Regions from separate parts of the Homo sapiens genome. Here all the other regions are linked to region 4. A link is a contact called in ENCODE Hi-C or POLR2A ChIA-PET data. All regions are on one chromosome and are shown on one strand. Each heading gives the region's core, a stretch centred on a gene start or an enhancer-like site at or near the end of the contact. The rest is flanking DNA. Distances are from core to core; before and after follow the strand shown. Region 1 overlaps TTC9 (tetratricopeptide repeat domain 9). Region 2 has its middle 22 kb from the start of PCNX1. Region 3 overlaps RGS6 (regulator of G protein signaling 6). Region 4 overlaps SIPA1L1 (signal induced proliferation associated 1 like 1).

Region 1 (6,750 bases), core at 3,862-6,361, 890 kb after region 4:
GTTTGTCTTGGGTGGTAAGCTTATGGATTGGATTTTGTCCTTTTTTTCCTAAAACTTCTACAATACACACATGATGCTTTCACAATAATTAAAAAGCGTTAGTTTTTCCCCCAAAGAGTCCATCGCAAAAGTCCAGGCAGGGGATGACAGTGCAGGTCAGATGCCTGATTAGTACTCCAGCTACATAGGTCAGCAGTGACATCCGCAACGTACGGAATTAAATCACAGTTCTTGTTTTGGGGAGGGATGAGGAGAAGGAAGCTGAAGATTTGGTAGGGAGAATGAACCTGGTTTTGTGCTCTAAAGCCTTTGTTGGACAAATGCACAGAAAATTCAGCCCTATCACCCCAAACATCAACCAATACCCCAGGTAGCTTTTTCTCTTTGGGATTATTTAACTTCAGGTCACAGTGAATGGAGTTCCAGTAAGCCTGTATATCTAAGTCACCAAACAAGCAGATGACCTGGACGCTTGTTCTATGAGGTTCTGAGAGGCTGTCTTCATTTCGTTCTGGTTTTTGATCTTTCTACATGGGATGGCTACAATCATATCCTGGATTGTCCAGCCCTGCCCCAGCACACTCATGTAAACAAGACCTCTCTCCTGTCTCTGCATAGGGAATAATTACTCGGAGTCCTTCCTGACGCACAAAGACCAAGGGAAGACCCTGGCAGTTTGAACTCATTCTCCAGGTGACCTCTACCCTTCTCTTCATCCTTCAGATCCTAACAAACCATCTGCCAAATCACAAACGTTCTAAGTTGGAGGCTTGGGAATGGGGGTGGGGGTGGGGGTCGGGGCGTTTGAACACATTCCCGTGTGGGGCCATAGGGTAGTTTTGGGTTAGGGTCATGTAAAGCCAGCTAGGAGGAAGAGGAAAGACAGCATAATATAGTAGGGATTGGGGAGAATGTGGCAGCTGAAATAGCTTCTTCCTTTTCCTCTTCTCCAGAGAGTGAGCTCTAGGTGAGTAATGGCAGGCCCCTCAATATTTCTAGCACCTTCCTGTAGCCCCCGTTGAAAGCCTTTGGGGAACTATGTGAATATAACTTACGCTGCTCTCTTCTGGGCCCCTCGGCTGTGATTGGATCCTGCCGTGGTGGGGCATCTGCTTACATAATTAACCCATATTTAACTTTGTGTTTCCTTTCGGTCTTAATTGTGACCCTTTCCCAATGCTGGGGATGGGTGATGAATGCTAGGTGAGTTGTTGAGATACATGCTGGCTCCATCAGTAAGTAGAATGAGCAATACACAGACATAACTATTGGACCTCAGCTGCCTTTTTCTGACCTGTCACTGCTCTGACTACTAGGGATTCTGGCCTCTGGTCTTTTGGGGCCCTTGAGTAAATACATAAGGAGGCCATGTACTATCACTGACATCATGAACACTTTTCAGGTTAATACATATTGTCCTGTTCTCAAATGGTTATAATTGCCCAATATTATACTTACAGAGAGGCAACTAAGTATAGCATAGATACTAGCCAGAGCTCTGGAGTCAGGCAGGCCTGGTTCAAATCCTAGCTATGCCACTAAAGGCCATGCAACCTTGGGATAATTAATTTTTCTGGTTTTCAATATTCTTACCCATCAAATGGGAACAGTATCCCAGAGTAACTGCATGAAAGAAATGAGATTATACATGTAAAGATCTGAAGATAATGCATTTAATAAATCCTAACTATTCACATTATTGCATCTGTATATATTTTAATTTTGTACAACATTGTCTTTTTCACTAGTCACACGAAAAATACATGAAAGTGCTCTGATAATTTTAAAGCATCATATAAATTAACGGTGTCATTGGTAATAATCTCATATGCATTTCTTAACCCTTCCATTTCCTTGAAGACTGAGACGACATCCCATGTCCCACAGCATATTGCACAATGATGGGCAAACAATATGCCCTCAGTAAGTGTTTCTTGTTTGACTGAAGCAACATGGCATAGCATAACGAGCACAGACATCAGGAGACTAGGCTGGGATGAAATTAGTTTAAGGCAGGAGAGCCAGTCTGCAGTCATAATTTATTCATTCAACAAGCATTTGTTGAACACATTCTATGTGCTAGATGTTGAGTTCAGATAATTTCATCAAAAGAAGATTGTACAAGTTCTGACAAAGCCAAGCCCCTGGGCAGTCTCCACAATCCCAGCCCACTCTTAAAAGCACAAAGGCTGTAGCCACCATTGTCTGCCACTGGACAAACGGCCAATTGCTTTGGGGAAAGCCCCATCCTGCCTGGCTGTAAGTAGCTCTGATTGAGGGTTGGAGGAAGGAGTAAAAGTGAGGGAGTGGGCTGCTTCCAACAGAACTGACAGGAACTACTACCTGTTAATTTGTTTTTATTTACACTGAATCAGTCCACAGTTCAATCCCCTAGCCTATACGATGCTCTTTCCCCTGGCCATCATCTTTCCCTCCCTGTCACCTACACAGTCAACCTGTCCCAAACCTTGGCCCACTTCATCCTGCCCTTCTGCGGTCACAGCTGCCTGCTGGGTGGGAGTCCGGGGGAATGGTATGTGTGGTCACCAGAGGGCACTGAGTGGGCTTCAGTGGCATGTGAATCCTGGCAGAGTCTCGGATCCCCGATGGGGAGAGGAGAAAGCACAAGCCAAGACAACGAGTGGGGGAAGGAGGCAGGGGCTAAGTGACGGGTGGGGGGTGGGGGTGGGAACTCCAGTGTACACATTGACAGTCTCTATGTTGGCTTCACCAGCGCTTCTCTGTTTGTCTCGTCCCTGGATTTCTAACAGTTGCCTCGAGATGCTCTGGTTCTGGTCTGTCAGGAAAGTGTGGAAGGATCCAGCCCATGGGCTGTGTGCCTGCTGCCTGTGGGATGGTACACTTGCCAGGCTCCGCCTCTGTCAGAAGCACTGGCCAAAGTCAAAGCCACAACAGCATCCCAGCCCATGAGACTCCTCTCCAGCTGTCCCAGCAGAAGTCAGGCCCCTCTCAGTCGCTGACCTGCTAGAGGAGAGGATGTCTCCATTGTCTGGGCGACCTACCAGATTCCAAATTTGCATCTCTCCTTTTCGTACTGGGAGGAGACAAAGAGCTGGGGTGCAACAGGAGGAAAAATGAGGAGCCAGAAGAAGTGGGGAGAAAGGGACAGAATCCAGGACGGGGCTCTCTGCCAGGGGATGCCTGGAAGTCCCCGGTCAGGCGTGGGCGCAGCTCTGGAGCTGCTTCCTGGTTACATGGCTTCTTTTTCTCTCTGGGAGCATCGGCTGAGTTTCATCTCCGTCAGCTGGATATACCGAATCACGTTGGTGTCTGTGAGGAGAGAAATAAACCTTAGGGAACACCAGGTGAGGGCAACTATCACATTTACAAGGAATTAGCAAAGGCTGTGTCTGCAGACATCCAACAGGCCAGGCTCACTCAACCAAGGTCCCTTCTGCCTATCCATGGTGGCTGAGAGGGCAACTAGATGTCGACCCTCTCCTTCACTGTCTCCCCTTAGCAAATGTGGACAGGTTGGCATGACCCAGGGGATGTGAGAGAGAATGGGTGGGAGAGGAGAGAGAATTTCTCTCCCTCTTTCTATGCAGCAGCGTATCCCAGTGGTTTCCCAGCCGGCGCAGTTAGTTTAGTGAGACCCCAGTTGGAGTTTAACATCAGGCAAGTTGCCAACTTCTCTGAGCCTCCTGTACCATCTGCAAGAAACAACCTCTATTTTTTTTTGTTTGTTTGTTTTTTGAGATGGAGCCTTGTCCTGTTCGCCCAGGCTGGAGTGTAGTGGTGCAATCTTGGTTTGCTGCAAACTCCACCTCTCAAGTTCAAGCAATTCTCCTGCCTCAGTAGCTGGGATTACAGACACATCCCACTGCGCCCAGCTAATTCTTGTATTTTTAGTAGAGACGGGGTTTCATCATATTGGCCAGGCTCGTTTCAAACTCCTGACTTTAGGTGATCTGCCCACCTTGGCCTCCCAAAGTGCTGGGATCAGAGGCGTGAGTGAGCCACCGCGCCCAGCCAACAAGCTCCATTTTTGAATGCCAACCTTGTGCCAGGTTTCTAACCTTCATGATCTCATTTAATCCTCAATACAATCCCGCAAGGTATGTATCCTTCTCCTCACTGTGACAAAATGGAATAGGGACCTAGCGAGATTGAGTCAGATGCCAAGGAGACACATAGTAAATGGTGTGTCTGGCTGCAAAGCCTGTCTCTCCTGAGGACTGTAATACCTGCCTCATGAAATTGCTCTGAAGCCCAAAATAGGTAAGTCTAAAAGTGCTTAAAACAATGATCAACAAATATTAGTCTAATGTAATTTTTTTAAGCTTGAAGAGTTTAAAATGACTTTGCTTTATTGTCTTATTTTTGTCGTTATAAGCAGGGTCAGATGACCACCTCACCAAAACTGGGGCATTTCTTCCCAGTTCCTGTTATTAGTGAGGATGGCATGGCAGGGAACAACTGCTAAGTTCCACACACACCATAACATAAGAGTGACAGGGCTGCCTGGAATAGTTACTTCTGGAAGTAGAAATGAATACTATATCATGCTAAAAAATGCCAGGCGTATCCTCCAGAACCGTGCTGGCAGATAGCAGTGCTCCAGAAAATTCTATTGAATGAGTCCAATGGTTAGTCTTCAAGCTGCTTACAGTTGGTGGAACACGATTTATGTACGGAAAATAAATCAACAACAAGGTGTTCTTTAAAAAGATAAAAAAAGTATACATTTGGACATTTGTGACTTGATTCTAAAGTTTTTTAAAGACTTTTGAAAGGAAGATTGAGTTTAAAAAAAAAAAAAAAAGGCTGGGTGTGGTGGCTCATGCCTGTAATCCCAGCACTTTAGGAGGCCGAGGCAGAAGGATTGCTTGAGCCCAGGAGTTCAAGACCAGCCCTGGCAACATAGCAAGACTTCATCTATACAAAAAATAAAAAACATTAGCCAGGCATGGTAGTGCATGCCTGTAGTCCAAGCTACTGGGGACGCTGAGGTGGGAGGATCATTTGAGCCCAAGAGGCGGAAGTCGTAGTGAGCTGAGATCACACCACTGCACTCCAGCCTGGGCGACAGAGCGAGACTCTGTCTGAAAAAAGAAAAATTATTAACCATATAAACAACAAAAATAGCAACATCAAGTCAAAGTTGTTTAAATGTTACTTCCTCAGAGAGGCTCTTTCTGATCACTTGGTCTAAAATAGCTCCCCCCTCTTTACTCTTTTTTATTTTTTTTGAGACAGTCTCGCTCTGTCACCCAGGCTGGAGTGCAGTGGCGCAATCTTGGCTCACTGCAACCTCCGCCTCCTGGGTTCAAGTGATTCTTCTGCCTCAGCCTCCTGAGTAGCTGGGACTACAAGTGCGTGCCACCATGCCCAGATAATTTTTTGTATTTTTAGTAGAGACGGGGTTTCACCATGTTAGCCAGGATGGTCTTGATCTCTTGACCTCCTGATCCACCCACCTCGGCCTCCCAAAGTGCTGGGATTACAGGCATGAGCCACCGCGCCCAGCCTTACTCCTTTTTTTTTTTTTTTTTTAGACAAGGTCTTGTTCTGTCGCTCAGGCTGGAGTGCAGTGGTGCCATCTTGGCTCACTGTAGCCTCCGCCTTCCAGGTTCAGGTGATCCTTCTGCCTCAGCCTCCCAAGTAGTTGGGATTACAGGTGTCCACCACCACACCCAGCTAATTTTTGTATTTTTAGTAGAGATGGGGTTTCACCATGTTGCTCAGACTGGTCTTGAACTTCTGAGCTCAAGCGATCCACCTGCCTTGGGTTCCCAAAGTGCTGGAATTACAGGCATGAGCCACCACGCCCAGCGCCCCCATTTACTCTTGATCTCTTTATTCTGCTTTATTTTCTTCACAGCGTTTATTACTACTAAGTATTTCATTTGTTTACTATTTGTTTGCTTGTTTACTGGTTGACTTCTAGCCATCCCTTGGTAGAGAGCCCCTCCCTGGGTTCTGTCCCCTCTCCACACTTTTTTTTCCCACTTACAATAGACAGTGAGCCATTATAATATAAGCTCTTTGAAGGCAACAACTTTCTTTTGTTCACTACTATATACCTAGCAATATTGTACCCCCTCAATAAATATCTGTGGAATGAATGAATGAATGACTGGTGGATATGATCTAAGTGAATGCTATAGATAACACATGTCCTAAGGAATAGCATCTGACTGGAGAAGTCAGAGCATGCTTCCTGAAAGGTGCTGGGCTTAGCATCAAATTTGCCTGTTTGTATTCTGTGTCATCAACCAGATGTGAGCGCCTCATGGGTAGCGGCAGTGTCTTTTCATTGATTCCCTTGGTGCTTAGCACAAATCTTGGCACATAGTATGAATTCAATATATATATATTTGTTGAATAAGTGAAGAGAGCTGGATTCTGAGTTGAAAAAGATGAGGAATTCTATACTCTATTTGAAGAGAAGAGGGGCCTGTGCTCCCTGGAACTCAAACCCTAGGCAAATGCATGGGCTGTGTGCTCCTCTTAGGTCTTATCATATATATCTGATCCCTAATTTTGCCATCTCTGTCCCTGCCTGGCCCTCCTAGCCAAGAAAACTGCTGAAATGAGAAGGTCCCAGGAGCCACCAGAGCAGGGAGGAAGTAAGAAAACAGCTATTTCCGCCTTACCTGTTGGTTGTTGGGTCCTTGCTTCTTTCAGGTAGTAGAGTGCTTTGTCATAGTCCCCAAGGTGGTAGAAGGCCACACCAGACCGGTAAAGGGCCTTGAAGTTCTCCCCTTCCTTCTTCAAGACTTTGAG
Region 2 (6,744 bases), core at 736-3,235, 670 kb after region 4:
TAGATTACTTATAATATCTAATACAATGTAAATGCTATGTAAATATGTGTTACACTGTATTATTTTTATTTTTATTGTGTATTATTATTATTTTTTTAGTGTTTTTCACCCTCAGTTGGTTGAGTCTGTATATACAGAACCTGTGGATATGGAGGGCCAGCTATATTGTCCTCCGTAGCGCCACCTCTTGATGAGGGGCTGTTGTTGGCCCCTGCAATAGACTGAATGTCTGTCCTCCCCAGATTTATATGTTGAAACCTAATTCTCCTCATGATGGTATTTGGAGGTGAGACTTTTGGGAGGCGATGAGATGTAGCCCTCATGTATGGGATTAGCACCCTTTTAAAAGAGATCCCAGAGAGGTCCTTTGTCCCTTCTGCCATGTGAAGACAGCCATCTATGAACCAGGTAACAGGCTCTCACCAGACACAAAATCTGCTGGCACCTTGATTTTGGACTTCCAAGCCACCAGAACTGTGAGAAATACATTTCTGTGGTTTATGAGCCATTCAGTGTATAGTATTTTGTTATAGCAGCCCAGATGAACAACACAACTATGCTTTCCAAACCCAGAATCCACAGGGTATGTGTGCTGCTTCTCTCTCTGCTTTGCTTGGGGAGAAAGGAATATAAAGGACCCCTGGGAATCCCTTCCCCTGGAGGTTTCCAGCTGCCTGCTTTTGACTTTGACTTCTCTTCTCTCACATGCAAGTAAAGAAAACAATACTGGGTTAACATTTTCTAAGCTGTACAACCTTAGGACAGTGCCATTGGAAGGAAAATAGGCTAGAAATCAGAAAAGATGGGCTTGATTCCAAAGATTTCAGTCAGATCTTTGACGTCAAGATATCACAAACCCTCCTTCTTCAAAGTGCAGGCACTGTCTGTTGGCTCACATCATCCGTGAGCACTTAGAGTTCCTTGAGTAAGAAGTACTGCCTTCTATAAACATCTCTGCATCTGGAGACTTATTCCTGGACATTGCTAATGAGTCAGTGAAAAACCCCAAATGATCTATGTATCAATTCCTGTTTTACACTTTCAGTTTATACAATAAATGAGAAAAAGGGCTAAGCTCAATTTGCTGGAAGTTGACAGTCCATTTTTATTTTGAAATCATTGTTGGTAATTTCATACCAAAGGAGAGGCTTACAGCAAGAGAGTAGAAATGAAAGCAGAAATGAGAAAGCTTATATAGTCTCAATTTCGATGACTCTAAAAACATTGATCAATCAACAATGCAGCTCATCCAGGAAAACCAAAACACTTTGTGGTAGGCAGAATTCTAAGCCCCTAAGGTTTCCTGCCTCTGGGATCTGTGAGCCTTCTCCCACTTACTCAATCAAACAGCAACCTAGATTCTGCTGTGAAGGGATTTTGCAGATGTAATTAAGGTCCCAAGATAGGGAGATTGTCTGGGTGGGCTTGATCTAATAGCACGAGCCCTTTAACTCTGAGTCTGGAGGTCAAAGACAGAAAAAAATCAAAGAGGTTTGAAGCATGAGAAGAATTCAACAAAGGGGAGATTCTCTATTGCTGACTATGAAGATAAAAGGACCAAGTGGTAAGAAATGCGGCAGTTTCTAGGAACTGAGAGTGGCCCCCAGCTGACAGCCAGCCAGGAAACAGGGACCTCAGTCCCCCAACCGCAAGAAACTGAATCTGTGACAACCAGAATGAGCTTCCACAAGGCCCTTGAGCTCCAGATAAGAACACTGCCCAGCTGACATCTTGATTTAGCCCTGTGAGGAGATCAGTGGAGTCACACCCTTCCCAGTTCTGGGGGAAAACCTGTAAAGTAATGAATGGGGAGTTGTTTTAAGGGGATAAATTTATGATGATTTAGTATGCAGCATAGAACTAAAATCCACACTTCCTGAATGGTTTTAAAGCCTCTTAGCCTAACCCTAAGACCAAAACCCAACCTCCTTCAAAGAGAAACCTGCCAACCACTGTGAACCAAATCTATCAGACAAGTCTCTTGTGATTCAAATTATAACCCACGGCCCGACAGCATACATGTGGCCTAAGAAATGCAGCATCTCAGGTCCCATCTGGATCTACTGAATCAAAACCTTCATTTTAACAAATCGCCTGGTGACTTATATACACATTAAAGTGTGAGAAGCACCAGTTAGCATTTTAATGCAGAGCTGGAGATCTGGAATCAGCAAAACCCATGTTCCCAAGCTGGCTCTACAGTTTTACTAGCTATGCGGACTTAGACAAGTTACTTAACCTCTCTGAACTTCTATTAATCGGTAAAATGGAGCAGGTAATAGTACTGACTTTATAGAGTTGTGGTGAGGATTAAATGGGACAGTATGTAAAGTGCTTTAGCCCTGCATTTTGGCCTGTCGTTAGCCTGGCAAACAGTAAGGGCTTAATAAATTGTTGCTTATTATTGGATTGGGCAGTAATAGCATCAATTGAATGTAGAGGGAGCAGGTAAACTGTATCAGTTGGAAACTTGCAGGATCACTGTGGCTGGCATCCTCTGATTAAATATGTTGTCACGCAGCTCCTCAGAGACTGCAAAAGGTTGTGACCTTGGTTTTCTACCTAACACAAGGCTGGGTCAGCCATGCCATTCCATCCCAATGCCTGTAACCATCTGTGTATCCCCCGACCCTCTCCCTTGTCGGTATTTAACCTCACTGGGCTTGACCTCACTTAGCTAATGAGATCTGGCCAGAAACCATGGAGATGGTTGTCAGCAACTCGGGGCAGGTGGTATCCCTGAATACCAATGGCAGCTCAATCCACAGAAAAGATGAAGAGATGTGCCAGGGGCAAAACACAGCCTGTTGAACTGTTTTAACAGAAATCTAAGGTTCTTCTTATTTTTGTTGGAGGGAATGATGGCAATGGTGACAATGGTGTTGGCATTACTGAGTATAAGAATGAATGTATAAATCAACAGTGACAAATGAGTAATACATAAGCCAGAGAGCTTTTGTGATCAATTCTGCAGAGGCCCGTTCCCCCTCCTGGTGGTTTCTCTGTTCTTGGCAAAGACTCCTCTCACTTGCTTTATTTCTCAGCCTGAGCCACAGCAATCTCTATAGTTCAATATAAATAATGAGGGTGATATTGATAATAACAATAGCTCTCATTTATTGAGTGCTCCAAGTGCCAGGCACTCTTCATATATTATTTATACTCCTTATAACAACTCTTTGAGGTAGACATTATTATGTTCCTTTTTAGCCAAGGAAACAGAAGCCTCAGAGAGGTTAAGTGGCTTGCCCAAGTTTACACAGCAGATAAGATAGTCTTGGATTCAAACCTGAGTCTGTTTGACTCTGAAACCTGTGCTTTCTTCGCTTTATCTCCGCAATACAGCTGTCATCCTTGACTGGGCTCTTGGCCCTTTGCCTGGACACTGTATCTGGGCCTTCGATACTACTGCCCAGTCAGCTCCTGAGCTGCCTTGCTCCTGTCCTTCCAGGTTTGCACCGCTTTGGCTTCTGTCTTTGCTCAGATGCTCACCTGTCTGGCCCCTGGAAACATATGGCGCTCACCTATTTCTTGTCGGTCCACATGGTTCTGCCCGTGGGTTTTCTAATCTCACTGCTCATAAGCAAGCTTGCTGGGCCTGACTCATGAAGGAGTGGCTTGATGCTCCCAGACTCTGGGTAACTGTCCCTCATTCTAGACCCTCCTGCCTCATAAGTAGAGTCTCCCCTATCATCCAGCCTGGCTCACCATTGCAGAAGAATGTTTCCTGCCTGTGTCAGAGAAACCAGCCACCTGGGTTCTTCTATCTGCTCCTGCTGTGCTCTGTCTTGAATACTCTTCCTTTCTTTCAAAACCACATTCTATTGCTCAGCTCATACCTGACTCAAAACCCAACCTACTGCCCACAGACTAAGATCTCGACCTGGAATTATATCCTATTACTATCTGGCCTCACTGACCCTTTCAAGTTCCAACCTTATTTTCCAGCCAATTGTTTCCCATCCTTTCTCTGTGATTTTCTGCTCGGCCTTTTCTCCTGCTCTTCTCTGCCAGGAATGCTCATTTCCTCTGTGCTAGTTCAGGATCATCCAAGATCTAGCATAAAATCCATCTTCTTTACAAAAAATGGCCCTAACCTTCCCAGCTGGAAATGGTCTCTTCCTTTCATTGATCTACTGTGGCACTGTATCTAGTGACACCTAACAGTTTTCTACATTTTGCCGTAGTTAATTGTATACATATTTTTTCTCCCCTTTTACACTATAAGGTCTCTGAGAACAGAGAGCATCTGATTTTTTTTTTCTTTTTTCTTTTTTGAGACAGAGTGTCACTCTGTCGCCAGGCTGGAGTGCAGTGGCACAATCTCGGCTCACTGCCTCCTGGGTTCAAGCAATTCTCCTGCCCCAGCCTCCCGAATAGCTGGGACTACAGGTGCACGGCACCAAGCCCAGCTAATTTTTGTATTTTTAGTAGAGACGGGGTTTCACCATATTGGTCAGGCTTGTCTCGAGCTCCTGACCTCAGGTGATCCACCCACCTCGGCCTCCCAAAGTGGTGGGATTATAAGCGTGAGCCACCGCGCCCGGCCTATTTTTTCCTTTTTGATGGCCTTACAGTGCCTAGCAAAATGCCTTGCTCAGAGTAAGTGCTTGATATAAATTTATTAATCCATCAGCTGGATGGATGGATGGATGGATGGATGGATGGATGGATAGATGGATGGATGAATGGATGGATGGGAAGGAGGTTATAGGAATTGAGACTCTGGCTGAGCTTTTTTAGCCAGGTAGCCATGGCAGGAGAAAGGCTTCACCTTTCATGAGAGCGTATGGTCATAATCACAGAAGGGAAAGAATAGCTTGAACCATAGCTTGAACCAGTTAACCATGCTGCCAATAAAATCAGGCCACATGTGTTTACCATGTTTTATGTTTACCAGGCTGCATCAGTAGGATACTTTAAAATATGGGACAGAAATCCTGACTCAACCTCAAACTAGCTTTTATCATAAAGAAATGTATTGGCTCCAATGCAGGATGTCAAAGGCTGGGTAGGATTCAGGACTGGTGGATCCAGTGGCTCTTTGCATCTCTCTGCTGTGCTATCCCCAATGCTGACTTCATTCTGGGGAAAGATCCCTGGGTTTTGGAAGGCTTCCAGTAGTTGCTGGGTTAATTGCTTCCCTTTTCACCTCCTACTAACTTCCTGTGACTCTTTCTTAAGGGTAAGAAAGCATATTTTCCGGAAGTGTTTAGAAAACTCTTTATGACTCATTGGTCCCAATTGGCCTTGGCCTGCCTACCCCAGACCCATTCACTAGCAACGGGGATGGGGGTGGGGTTCACATCACTCAGGACCCACCCTAGAGCTGCAGTAGAACCTGTGATGGAGAGTCACTCCAACACCCCTTACACAGCAGACAGTTTTATGGGGGCCACTCCAATGAAAGGTTGGCTCTTAGGACCTTCTCATTTTAGACACGCAGTAAACAATGAAAAACATGTCATCCAAGAGATCTCATTGTCACGGATCTTACAATATATCTCTTGCCTAAGAGTCTTCCGGTGTTTCTTGTGCAAATCCAGCGGTTAGTCAACAGGGTTTATGGAACACATGCTGTTTAGATAGTGTTACTCTAAGCACTGTACAAAGTTAGAAAAACAAGACAATGCAGCTACTTAAAAAAAATTTTTTTTAGAGACAAGGTCTTGCTCTGTTGCCCAGGTTAGCTTCAAACTCCTGGGCTCAAGCAATCCTCCTACATCAGCCTCCTTAGTCACTGGGATTATAGGCGTGTGCTGCACTGCCTGGCTTATTTTTTTTTTAACAGTAGAATGAGCATTGAGGAAAGTAGTTCTCTTCTGTTAATTCTGCTCCGTTATTTTCCAGAGTGTAGAAACTGCTTGATTTCCTTCCTCCTTTCTTTGTCCCCTCTTATTCAGCTCTCTCTTTCCTGTCACTAATTTTCTCCTTTCTTATTCTTTCCTCATTTCAGGAAAGCAACATAGCGGAGATTAGGAGTGTAGAATCTGGAGTTAGATTTCTTGGGTGGGAATTCTCACTTTGAGTTCTAGCTGTGACTTTCCAGCCGTTACTTCATTTCTCTAAGCTTCTTTTCACTGGTAAATCATGTCTAAACATTATGCCTACCTCCTTGGGTTATTCTCGAATTTTAAAAATGATGCACATTAAAAATGATTACTAATGGTTAATGATTTTAATTTTCTTCTTCATCTTTTTTTAATTATGCCACATTTTGTGTCCTGTTCCTCCCTCCTACATCCCACAGTGATAGGCTGATAGAAAATAGTCAGAAATAGAGTGCACAGAATCAACTTCCTAGTGAGAAATGGAATGGAACCATTTCAGTTCCTTCTCTTTTCTTCATTATACTTCGAGTATTTAAAGAGTGCTATGTGAATACATTTAAGGCAATGGAAATGTACAAAACCAGTTGAGAGGAACACATATGTGGTACATATGGAAGCGGAAGTATGAATGCTCTGTTCTGCATAAGAATCCCCCAGCTCTCAGTTGCTTCATCGAGGCCTGGTTTGTTCAATTGGTTAGAGCACCTTCTGATGTAACCAAGATCACGGTTTCAATTCCAGAATGTGGTGAGCCTACTTTATCTATTTGATGGCTACAGCCTCCTCTGCTGAACCTGGCAACCATCTGTAAATGCATCCATTGTTTAGAAAATGATCAATCAGAGGAGCCCGGTTGAAGCAATGCAAATCAATCACCTTACTAGGAAACAACACGACAACAGAAAGTACATGC
Region 3 (6,215 bases), core at 2,528-5,027, 920 kb before region 4:
GATGGCGTGTGAGGCAGTGGAAGGAGACATGCAGTGCAAGGTCAGCCTTGGGCAGCCTGCAGAGATCTCTGTGTGGGAGACTGGGGGGAGACAGAGGGTGCAGGAAAGAATTGCATTAGCAGCCTCCCTCCTTGGCCTGCCCTTTGTTTGCTCCTTTAAGCACCATATATCCAGTTCATTCTGTCTCATGGCCTTGAATTCTGCTCTCTTCCAAAGCACAAGTTAAGTGTCATGCTGGAAAATAATTATTATTCACATTCCCAGTGTGCAGACTGAGTCCCAAGGACTGGACCATACTTTTGCCATGCATGAACTCATTAATCCTATAATTTAAATACAACTACTATCTCCCCTCTAAAGAGGTAAAAACAGGCACCGAGAGAAGAAGCCACTGGCTTCATCAGTTAGAAAACAGGAAATGGCAGGGGTAGGTTTCAAACCTCGATGGTCGGTTTCAGACCCATCCCCTAAACTGTCTGTTCTGCCCCTTTAGTTTGCAAAGTTCCCTTTTTCCCTCCCTGCTGGTCTGGATGCACCCTTTAGTCCAACCCTGACTGTAGACATCCCAGAGCCCAGCCTCGCTGTCCCCAGCCCTCCTGCCTCTCCTCACTATTAGTTCTCACAGAACTGGGTGAAAAATGATGAAGACCTTTCCTGGGGGATGCGGTTTCCTGGGGGATATGGAATTGCCACTTATCACCTGGAGCAGGCCCAGGGAAGCCAGATCAGGATGGGGATGTGGATGTGGATGTGCGTGCCCACCTGAGAGAGCTCAGCCTGCATCTCTGGCAGCTTCTCACCAGCTGCCAGCACCTCCTCCCTGGCCCCATCTTCACAGAGCCACTGACAGGCCCGGCTCCCAGCTGCTTTATCTCCAGCTAACACGCGTCTCCTTTCCCTCCTCCTCCTTATCTGGGGGTTTCCTTGTGGCTCTAATGAAAAACCCTCGTGTCGCATTGAAAAGTTGCCAGTTATTGCTGCTGGGAATAAAATCCAGCCTCTGCCGGGCAGAGACTCATGAAAGCTTCTAGCTGGGCACCGAGGAGTAGCCAGTTGGAATAATCCTTCAATATGAGCAGCCTCTCAAGCATAATTAGGTGGTACCAGGTGGGGCCCCTCCCTGACAGCAAGGAAACAAACAAACAATAGGATGGGCCGGGCTCCCCGCCTCCACCTTGGTTTCCTCCATTCCTTGGACTCTCTGCACACCTGCCCTGGAGTCTGCCTCCCTCATGCTGACAGGTTCAGGCTCTTTCTCTGCATCCCAAAGATATAACAAATTGGATGTGAGCTCTCAGGTCAGCCTGAGTAGCAGGCAATGGCTTCACCGGATCCTGAAAGACCAGATCAGTCCACTTGAAGATTATCCAGAATGTGGATTTCTTGGCTCAACCCTGGAACCACTGAATCTGAATCCCTAGGGCTGAGGCTTGGGAATTTCCATTTTTTAACCCCCTCCCTCACCTGGATTACGGTACTTAGAACCACTGGACCTGAGCAAATAGATCCAAAGAAACAGATGCTCCCATATATACGCTCTTTCTAAATTGCAAACCCTAAAGAGCTCTTCCACCTTCCAAGGCCAGACATGAGCATTGCTAGCACACCGACCCTCAAAGTATACTAGGACAGCCATTTCTGTCCCTAGTTCACAGAGAAAGAAGCTCGTGGTTCCTCACAGGCCATGGATGACACCAAGAGAGTTGAGGCCATGCTGCTGTTTCACTCACAGCCACCTTTCTGGGGCAAAGGAACCACAGTGAGACCTAAAAAGCATTTTCAGAGCCTGGTACTCTGGCCAGAAGCCACACATGATGAGAGAGGAGGTATGAGGTGATTCTGCAGCCTACACAGCTAGCTGAAACAGCGACTCCAGAGTGATCAGTACCTCAGTGTAAGCTGAGCTCCAGCCAGGGCAACTTTCCAGCACATTTGCATAGAAAAAGCAGGAGTGTCAGTCATTCTCAATGGGAGTGACTTTCACCCCACCCAGGGGACATTTGGCAATGTCTGGAGACATTTTTGGTTCTCACAGCTGTGGTGGTGGGGGACTACTGGCCTCTAATGGGGAGAGGTCAGGAATGCTGCTAACTATCCTATAATTCATAGGACATTAAGAACACAACAAGGAATTATCTGGCTCAGAATGTCACTAGTGCCACAATCGAGAAACCCTGGAATAAAGACGTGAGCCCAAGTCCAGGGATGTCCTTAGCCCCTGAAGGTAGGGTATTCAATCAGACTCTTTGTTTGGGGTTGGAGTTTTTATACCTTCCATTTGTTGTAATTTATCTAGAAAAAAGATGTGAATCAACCCAGGAGCCAGCAGAGAAAGGCTTACAGGCTTATAGATGGCTCTCACAGCCAGCCCCCTGTAGGAGCTGGGCTTAAAAGACTCAGTTTATCTGACATCCAATAAATACCAAGACCCAACTTAAGCTCTTGATTCCTTAAGCAATTGGTCATTGCTTTAACGGTAGCATATGGATGAATAAATGTTCACTACTGAGCTGCCTGGTTAGATTTATTCCATATAGATTCCCCATGTGGTCTCCCATCTTCACGGAAGAGTTAAAAAAACAGACCATTTAGTTGATAAAATTGAGTCTCCCATGAGTTAACGGAGTGGAACTAGCTACTGGTGCAGAATGAAGCACACACACCGCTGTGGAAGCCAGGCTGGAGGGGCCAAATATTTTCTTTACAGCTGATTCGATGCAGTTCAGTGGTTGATGGCGTGTGGAGGCGGAACACTTCCCGATGATCCAGTCCCCTCCTGTCTATGCAGCCAGCACCTCAAAGGACACACATAATTTCTTTTCCCCTATAAAGTGAATCTGGGCATTTTATAGCTGAAAGGGGAGCAATTTCCATTTGAATTAATCCAGAGGCTGAAGGCAAAGGTGCATTATGTAGCTTTAAAGGACATTCTTCCTTGATTGACAAGGTCCCGTGGCCACCCCCTGTAAAGCCTTAGCAACGGAACATTTCTTGACATCACTCAAGGGAGGTCTGTTATCTTAGTTATACTCACATGGAGCCTGTGGGTTTTTCTGCACCCCAGTCTAAGGAATAACTACAGTCTAACTCTTGGCATTGAACACATTCGTTAACCATAACCCTGTAACATTTCTTCCCTGTTAAATTAGAAGAAAGTAGTAATATTATTAAAGGAAAACATACCTTTCAGCCACTTTGGACATTTTCAAACAATGTCTGTCGATCTGTGCGTTCAAAAATGTTATCTGGGAAAATAGAGAACACAGATGTTAAGACCAAACTAAAATTATTTTTTTCCCCTCGCTCCACAAACCCAAATCCTGCATTTCCACCAAGATCCAAATACCTCCTCTGGCCAGACATCTCCAACTCCCTCAGCTCTGCCCTCCAGCAAATTACTTGTGCCTCTGGACATCCCTATCATACAAGATTCATATTCTGCAATTTAGCCTTTGTCTCATCTCCTCCTATACTGTGGTGTGATTTAAGTCTTGCTTTCCAAAATTTAAAGGCAATGTATTTTCTACGTAGCTTAGCAACAGCATGGACAGGTGAAATGTGCCCCATAAATACCTGTTTTGAACAATCCCCAGTGACCCCTCCTCTGCCCACCTTTCACAGGCACGTCACACCCATGTCCTTGGCATGCTTGACTGGAATCATCAAATAGCTTTTTTTCTGTGTGGTTTTTTTTTCTTTTTTTCTTTTTTTTTTTTGAGACAGAGTCTCATTCTGTTGCCTAGGCTGGAGTGCAGCGGCATGATCTCAGCTCACTGCAACCTCCACCTCTCAGATTCAAGTGATTCTGCTGTCTCAGCCTCCCGAGTAGCTGGGATTATAGTCACACGCCACCAAGCCCGGCTAACTTTTTTCTATTTTTAGTAGAGATGGGGTTTCATCATATTGGTCAGCCTGGTCTCAAACTCCTTACCTCAGATGATCCACCTGCCTCAGCCTCACAAAGTGCTGGGATTACAGGTGTGGGCCACCGAGCCCCGAGCCCCGCCAAATAGCTTTTTTTTTTCATATATCCATTACCTCTTACCCATCAGATAATAAACTTGTCAAGGGCAAGCACCTCAAAGTTTACTCCTTTGGGTTTTGCCCTCTAGGAACCAGCAAGGCATAATATAAACAGTAGGTTGCTTTGTTACCAGTAAATATCAGAAGGAAGTAATATAATTAGCCATTGTCTGTTGACCTGGGCTGCTCATCATGAAAGAAAATAACATTCAACCAAGTAATGCTGAAATGGCATTGGGAGTAGAGCTTTATTTATTCTTAAACTTTCCTTTCAAATCACAGCAATAAAGTAGACCATCCTGAGCTGGTGCATTCCAATTATAAGGACTGTGTGACATGAGCCCCCTCCTTCCTCCAGCTCCCACAGCGGACTGTGGGAAACCCCATTACAGCAGTTACCCCAAGGCATGGGATGACTCATTTACGCCCTTTTCTAGTAACTGCTGGAGGAACTGGGTAGAGAATTCTTTCTCTCAAGCTTCCGTGGCTTGTTCACACACAGCACTTAAAAGGTTCAATCACCCACAGCTGGGTTCCACTGTGGTTTCCAGGAACTCAAAGCTTGCTCAATCTTCAGAGTTGAACATTTGAAAGGGTTTTTAAACTGGCCACGTCTCCTCCTGAGAGTGCAAGCTGTCAATTCATTCACCTGTTTCCGGATGTCCTCTTTTGTTGTTTTCCTGATTGGTTGGCTGAGTACATGCACCGGGCTCTGTGCCTGGGACTCTTCAGTCACGCCATACACGGACTAGGAGAAGAAGCAAGCACAGAGGATCATCCACCCACAGAATTGGAGGGTGGCTTAGGGGTCAGCTAGTCCAATGACTCATCCAATTTCGTGAATCCCCTCATGACAATAAGAGATTGGTCTCTGCTTTTATTTCTTCAATGATGAGAATGCTGCCTCTTAAGGCATGTCATCTCATCTTTGGGGTACCACTATAACCCAAATCCTATCTTTTATTGGGCTGAAAATAGCCTCCTTGTATCTCAGTGTTTCTCCAAATATGGTCCATAGACCACCTGCAAAGAATCACCTGGGTGTGCTTGGAAAAGACACGTTGCTGAGTATCCCCTCGCCCCCTGGACTTACTGCATCAGAATCTTTGTGGGTGGGTTTGGAAATCTGCACTTTTATCAAATGCCCCAAATGATTCTGAATAAAGAAAGTTCAAGAGCCACTGCCAAAGAGTATGCACAAAAGATCCCCTCTACATTTCCGTTGGTCAGCAGATTCCCATCTGGTACAAAACTGGGATGGCAGCATTTCAGGGTTTCCCTTTCAAGTTAAACAGTTTTCTGGCCTAAGTTTTTCCACATGTCCGTAGCTATAGCTACATTTAAAGCTGTTCCTCGTATTACGGAAAGACTAAACACAATCTTTGCAATGGGAAAGAAATGAAACACTGAAGGGCATGCAATGTGTAGTCAAAATCATCAAAATGCAGAAGGGCTCAGATAAGGTGGATGTGACTCCATGAAATTCTGTAATGTTAGAATTATGGGGCTCTTGAAGATGAAATGAGGACATTTTAGGACTAACATTTTAAAATATAATACAGTGGATATTGTTAAGTCAGTGACGAACAAAATATGTAAGTAGATTAAAGAAGTTTATATACATACGCCATGTCTAGTGTGTGTGTGTGTGTGTGTGTGCGTGTATTTTTTTTTAATGCATACATGAGAGAGAGCTAATTGGTCATCACAAGAAATAGGAATGTTTGGGGACACATCTCCACTCTTTGGAATTTTTTTTTGAGATGGAGTCTCGCTCTTGTTGCCCAGGCTGGAGTACAATGGCGCGATCTCTGCTCACTGCAACCTCTGCCTCCTGGGTTCAAGCGATTCTCCTGCCTCAGCCTCCCAAGAAGCTGGGATTACAGGTATGCACCACTGTGCCCAGCTAATTGTGTATTTTTAGTAGAGACGGGGTTTCTCCATGTTGGTCAAGCTGGTCTTGAACTCCCGACCTCAGGTGATCCGCCCACCTCGGCCTCCCAAGTGTTGGGATTACAAGTGTGAGCCACCGTACCTGGCCCACTCTTTGGAAATTAATATTACGGAGTCTGGTCATGCTGTCCTGCAATATTGTCCCTGGTGCTGTGGAGAGGGTGGGACATATGAATCGTGGGGGAGTCTGAGCATGGCACCCTCGGGTATGCTGTGACCACTACTCCTTTGAGTAAAGT
Region 4 (5,863 bases), core at 1,577-4,076:
GCAAACTACCTAAGTGCACATATGCCCGTTCAACAGCAACCACGGCTTTCACCAGCCTTCCACGCCATTTCTGATTACAGTTCTGGTTACAGCCAAGTGAAAACAGAGAGAGTGGTTAGCTAAGGCTCTTTAGTAACCTTCTCCCAGGAGAGAAATCTACCTTGAAACATGATGGAGCTCTCCACTGTCTGTAGTTTCCTACTGTCTCCTAAAAACCTATCACTCTTGATGTTATCCAGAAAATTAATGGCAAAGGTAAACCCAGGTTCATCTTTAGAAAAACAATGCTCTCTATATAGTCATGAGATCACCAAACATCTCATACAATGGCTGGTAAATTCTAGGTACTCAAGCAGAAGTATTTCTTTTTCCTATAATTTTAAGTCCGTGCCCTGATATTCACTCAACAAATATCCATTATTCCATAAATATTTGAGGCATCATTCTACATGCTGAAAATACTGCCCTAAAAATGTTTATATTTACTTTGAGAGACAGACAATAAACAAACATATGATGTAAGAGTATCACTACATACTTAGGCTTTAAATTCAATAAAATATTTTTTTACCTATGTCACCTGGAATGCCAACAAGAATATTACTTCTAAAAGTGAGTTTTTGGTGTAAAAATCATGAGACAACTGATTTAAGTATCACAAACCAACACTTAATAATTACCTACGATGTAAGTTAGCAATATTCATTTTCCAGCAAATTGGAAGCATTTTCACTTCAATGGATTTATATATTTCTAAAAAATTGAACTTGTACAAATTAGAAATATAGCAGTTATCACCATAAACTATGTTGGCAGTCAACTTGAGCCTAATGCTACAATCCATAACTATCACAGGAAAGTAAGGTAGGTTTTTTTATATCAGTTACATCTGAAAAGAGTCACAATTTCTGGGCCTCTTAAAGTATGAACTCACATAGGAGTCAATCATGACTAGTTTAATTTTATTTTACTTTGTTCATTTTCATATTTGTATTCAATAAGGTACTTTCGCAACGATCCAAATGTAACAGAACCACAGATTAACACAGAATTAAACAGGCACTCACATCTCAAGTACCACATCAAAGCCAAAAGTTAACAATTAGTGCAAGTGGCCCCTTTGTGCAGAGAACTACAAAAATACAACCTGTAGTAACCATGATCAGCAGCAAAGTGCTCCTAATTCTCAAATAGTGGATTTCTTTTCTTATGAAATTAATGGGTGGTAAGGACTTAGTTTGAAATTAATAAAATATCAGGGAAAAAATGTGATATCTAATGGGGAAACATTTTCCATGAGCAAAACTAATGAAAGAAATCACAAAAGAAAACATTGACAGATTTGGGTACATGAAACTTTTAAACATCTGTACATTAAAAGGCAAACCAAATACTAGTTTAAAAAATACCATAAATACAACGCAGACTGAATACACTGAATATATGCAAAGATTTGTGAAGGAAGATAAAATACTAAGATTCCAAAAGAAAAATGGGAAAAGAAGTATTAATGGGTATGGTGTTATGATAGCTATATTGGTTTTTGTCCACAGTTCCTAGCTCCTAACTCCCACAGTCCTTGTTATAATGCTGGGGTACTTTAGGCCTCAGGAAACAGAATCTCTCTCTCTCTGACCTCCTGTCCTTTCACCTGCCCAAGGCAGGGCTCTAATCTGATTGTGGATCAAAAGACACTCATTCCAGAGAGTCCTGCTCCATATCCTACGGGAAGGAAAGCTACACAGAAAGGCCAAGAAAAGTCTGAATAGACAGGCCTTGCTGGATTTAGATAATGTGCTTTTTGTCCAATCACATTTCTACACGGTTGTCAACCAGGCCATGTAATAAAACCTCCTTGTATAAAAACCCAAAGGACCAGGTTTGAAGAGCTTCTGGAGAGGTGAACATGTAGAAGTTCTTGGAAGGTGGCACGCCAAAGGAGGGCACGGAAGCTCCGTGCTCCTTCCCTGATACCTTGCCCTACACAACGCTTCATCTGAATCCTTTGTAATATCCTTTTAAATAAATCAGTAAACATGTTTCCCTGAGTTCTGTAAGCTGCTCCAGCAAATTAATTAAACCCAAACATGGGGTTGTGGGAACACCAACTTAAAGTTGGTCAGTCAGAAGTCTGGAGGCCTGGATTTACCAATGATGTCCAAAGATGTAAGGGGCAGTCTTGGGGACTGAGCCCCCAACCTGTGGAATCTGACACTATCTTAGGGTGGATAGTGTTGGAACTGAATTGAGAACATCCAGCCAGTGTACGCTGTTTGGCATGTGGAGAAAAAAACCCACAGCTTTTGTCACAGAAGTGTTTTCTGTGTTGATGATTGTCATGGTGGTATGAAAGCAGAGGAAAGACACGGTTTGAGAGTTTTTCTGAAACAGTAGGCAATTCACAAAAGAAAAAATTGGTTAAACATTTGAAAAATGTTTCTGTTCAATAAATACAATACAGGCACACCTCATTTTATGGCACTTCACTTTATTGCACTTTGCAGGTGTTTTTTTTACAAATTGAAGGTGTGAGGCAACCCTGCATTGAGCAAGTCTGTCAGTGCTATTTTTCCAACAGCATGTGCTCACTTCCTGTCTCTGTGTCACATTTTGGTAATTCCCACAATATGTCAAACTTTGTCATATTATTACATCTGTTTTGGTGATTTCTAATCTGTGATCTTTGATGTTACTACTAATCTTTTGGGGAATGCCACAAACTGCACTCACAGAAGACGGCAATCAATCAACAAATGTCAAACAATCAACAAATGTCGTTTGAGTTCTGACTGCTCCACCCACCAGCCATTCCCCATCTGCCTCCCTCTCTTTGGGCTCTCTAGTCTCTGAGACCACAACACTGAAATTAGAATGGCCTCTAAGTTCAAGCGAAACTTGAAAGTGAAAGGAAGAGTCACAGGTGTCTCATTTTAAATCAAAAGCTAGAAATGATTAAGCTTAGTGAGGAAGACATTTGAAAGTTGAGAGGCTGAAAGCTAGGATTGTACCAGTTAGCCAAGTTGTGAATGCAAAGGAAAAGTTTTTGAAGAAAATTAAAAGTACTACTGCAGTGAACACATAAATGATAAGAAAGCAAAACAGCCTTACTGCTGAGATGGAAAGTTTTAGTGTTCTGGAGAGAAAGAAGATCAAATCAGCCACAACATTCTCTTAAACCAAAGCCTAATCCAGAGCAAGGCCCTAACTCTCTTCAATTCTATGAAGGCTGAGAGAGGTGAAGAAACTCAGAAGAAGAGTTAGAAGCCAGCAGACATTGGTTCATCAGGTTTCGGGAAGGAAGCTGTCTCCATAACATGAAAGTGCAAGCTCACCAGCAAGTTATCCAGAAGATCTAGCTAAAATGATTGATAAGGTGACTACAATAAACAACAGATTTTCAGTATAGATGAAACAGCCTTCTCTTAGAAGAAAATGTCATCCAGGACTTTCATAGCTACAGAGGAGAAGTCAATGCCTGGCTTCAAAGGTTCAAAGAACAGTCTGACTCTCTTATTAGGGGCTAATGCAGCTGGAGACTTAAAGTTGAAGCCAATGCTTATTTACAATCTGAAAATCGTAGGGCCCTTAAGTATGCTTTAAGAAAAATAAGAGGTATTAATTTTTATAAAATGTGCTCATTAGCTACTGGAAGAGTGAAATTGTTGTTTTTTTTTTAAATTAGGAATATGTATCGAGAGCCTTTAAAATGCTTACATACTTTTTTTCCCAGTTATTTTATTCCTGAGTATTTTTTAAGGAAACAATTCAAAAGACAAAATTCTGTGCAAAAAAAGGGTTCATCACAGCATTATTTAGGATAGCAAGGAGCTATAAACAACCTAAATGCTCCCAAACTATGTTTATAGCAATAAATATTATAAAAAGTGTGGTAGCCCAAGTGTAGCAGATCAGGGGAACAAGAATGAAATTCCCAAAACCTCACCAAAAAATTTTATGAAGAATCAAATCACAGGATGTTGTAATTTGTGAACTGTTATCTTTTTCTTATCAATATAGAAGTTAACAACAACAACAACAAGCTCTCTTTATACAGAAGGTCACCTGTGGGAAGTGTTACTCAAGAATGCTGAGAACATCTTCGGTTTCACAGTGGGGCAGAACTGACAGGGAGCTAAAGACTGAAAGCAACAGAAAAAGAACATCTTTTCTCACCAGCCTACATCAGAAAAGCAGATACATTTTTTTAACTTTCTTCTTTAAAAATCTTTATATTTTTTATTTTTAAGTCTGTGGTGTTTAAGTTGCACGATTTTAAGGTCATCTGCTTTTAAATTCAATATCATGGCTTCATGTGTGCAAAGAAAGCAGTAATACTGTTTAAAAAGAAATGAGGAATCTAAACTTCCTTAAATTAACATTTGAAGGTTTGAGCACAGTGAAACCAAGGTTCAATATCAAGACATTAATTTGTTCAGAAAAAAAAATACTGTATCTTAAACAGAAAAAAATCTCTAAACTACCTTTGCTGAACAGAAATAACGTATCAGTACCATGTTCCTACAAACTAACAGAAGATGCTACAGGTCGTAAATATTAAGAAAGAAAACTTTTTTCTCTAATTTTATATTCATTCTTGCTACATTTGAAAGGACTGAACGGAATATTCCATTCAGATAGGCCAAAGTTCAAAGTCTGTACCTGGATGAGGACATGAATTTCAAACACAAACCACAATCTGAAAAATAGTCTGTCTCTAGTTACTTTATACAAAACACTATGCTAAGGTCTCAATTTAAGAAAGCTGACAAGAATTGCATTTATTCAATGAATCAATCAGTTCTACACTAAAAACTAGGTTACATACATTCTGATATTTGTTTTCTATATGAAAAAAAAAGAATTGTATATGATGTAGAGTAGCCCTACCTAAACAATACAATGGGATCTCTGAAGCACAGAAATCTATAAAATGGGTTCAGGCCAAGGAAAAAGTCTCCTTCCCTACACATTCCTGGTATATTTTACCTTATCTCAGAATATCAATTCACAGGTCTGTTCAAATTATACTGTTAGCATTTCCTAAGAAAAAATAAGCTCTGAAAAACATGCCTTTCCTATCTTGACATCCAATTAAAACATTCAAACTAATACCCTATTTGGCTGACTGAGGTAAGGAGGAAGAGAAGAGAGGAAAAAAGAATGCAGAAGCAAAATGTTTTTTCCTCTTCTGTCATTACTGTTTTTAACTTAACATGTCTCAAAGTGTTTAGCTCCATGGTGATGGGAGCAGGCGAAAAATATAGAAACACTGAAAGAACAAATTCCCCCAGAATATTTTAGGGTTCCTAACACAAAGTGTACTGTGGAATTATAGAAACATACAAGTTGAAAATAGATTCTTATAACTTAGTAATGGTGGAAGATGAACAATCTTTCCTTATAATAGCTTTTAAAAATCTGCTACATTCACCCCACCAAAAAAGCTGAGCCAGATTTCTATCTGATTTTTTAAAAATTATTATCTCTCAGTATAAAGGAAATAGAAGAAAAAGTATTCATTGCTTAGAAGAGTGGATTTCAACAGGGGAGACTCTGCCCTCCAGAGTGACACTAAGCAGCATTTGGAGATATCGGCAATCTGAACTGAGGAGGCGCTATTGGCATCTCGTGGGTAGAGGCCGGGGATGCAGCTGAACATGTAATTCCACAGCCCTTCACAACAAAATTATCTGACCCCAAATGCCAGAGTCCTAAGGTTGAGACCCTGGTTTAGAAATACTTTCGACACTGAAATGTGCAGATTTATAACCACTCAAGTTCCAAAAGACAGTCCCTTAGGTCAAAGTAAGGAAGGAAGGCTCCAAGGCACTCGGTAGTCCCCACAGACTGATGTATGGAATGA

What was found. A loop is a pair of places that touch in the nucleus more often than their neighbours do. ChIA-PET counts read pairs that join two places held with the same protein, here RNA polymerase II (POLR2A). Pooled maps may share reads with other maps.
Region 1: a pooled map shows a loop between it and region 4 (7-fold over the local background). The contact joins two enhancer-like sites. A Hi-C loop is called at or near these places in 4 of 37 single-sample maps with no recorded cell type and 9 of 50 pooled maps.
Region 2: a loop to region 4 is called in a pooled map, with 9 times the contacts of the local background. The contact joins two enhancer-like sites. A Hi-C loop is called at or near these places in 5 of 37 single-sample maps with no recorded cell type and 12 of 50 pooled maps. POLR2A ChIA-PET finds 5 or more read pairs at or near these places in 1 of 52 experiments (activated CD4-positive, alpha-beta T cell).
Region 3: a map with no recorded cell type shows a loop between it and region 4 (25-fold over the local background). The contact joins two enhancer-like sites. A Hi-C loop is called at or near these places in 5 of 37 single-sample maps with no recorded cell type and 8 of 50 pooled maps.

The regions. Positions count from the first base shown.
Region 1 is chr14:70,667,617-70,674,366 of GRCh38, reverse strand. TTC9 (tetratricopeptide repeat domain 9) reads right to left here. Exons shown (of 3, transcript NM_015351.2): 2 at 6,621-6,750; 3 at 1-3,291. The coding sequence ends at 3,212. Among named protein-coding and RNA genes, the nearest start is that of LINC01269, 28 kb to the left of the region's middle. Within about 2 kb of position 5,111, at least 3 of the 41 ENCODE cell types and tissues checked have a DNase peak (open chromatin) inside an H3K27ac peak, as active enhancers do.
Region 2 is chr14:70,881,757-70,888,500 of GRCh38, reverse strand. No RefSeq gene overlaps it. Among named protein-coding and RNA genes, the nearest start is that of PCNX1, 22 kb to the left of the region's middle. RefSeq lists an enhancer at 888-1,197. Within about 2 kb of position 1,985, at least 12 of the 41 ENCODE cell types and tissues checked have a DNase peak (open chromatin) inside an H3K27ac peak, as active enhancers do.
Region 3 is chr14:72,475,298-72,481,512 of GRCh38, reverse strand. It overlaps RGS6 (regulator of G protein signaling 6), which reads right to left. Exons shown (of 18, transcript NM_001204424.2): 11 at 4,673-4,771; 12 at 3,184-3,245. Among named protein-coding and RNA genes, the nearest start is that of MIR7843, 38 kb to the left of the region's middle. RefSeq lists enhancers at 300-349, 4,506-4,715. Within about 2 kb of position 3,777, at least 2 of the 41 ENCODE cell types and tissues checked have a DNase peak (open chromatin) inside an H3K27ac peak, as active enhancers do.
Region 4 is chr14:71,552,759-71,558,621 of GRCh38, reverse strand. The region is part of intron 4 of SIPA1L1 (signal induced proliferation associated 1 like 1); the gene reads right to left. Among named protein-coding and RNA genes, the nearest start is that of SNORD56B, 160 kb to the right of the region's middle. RefSeq lists a silencer at 2,480-2,579 and enhancers at 3,000-3,059, 3,170-3,229, 3,390-3,449. Within about 2 kb of position 2,826, at least 9 of the 41 ENCODE cell types and tissues checked have a DNase peak (open chromatin) inside an H3K27ac peak, as active enhancers do.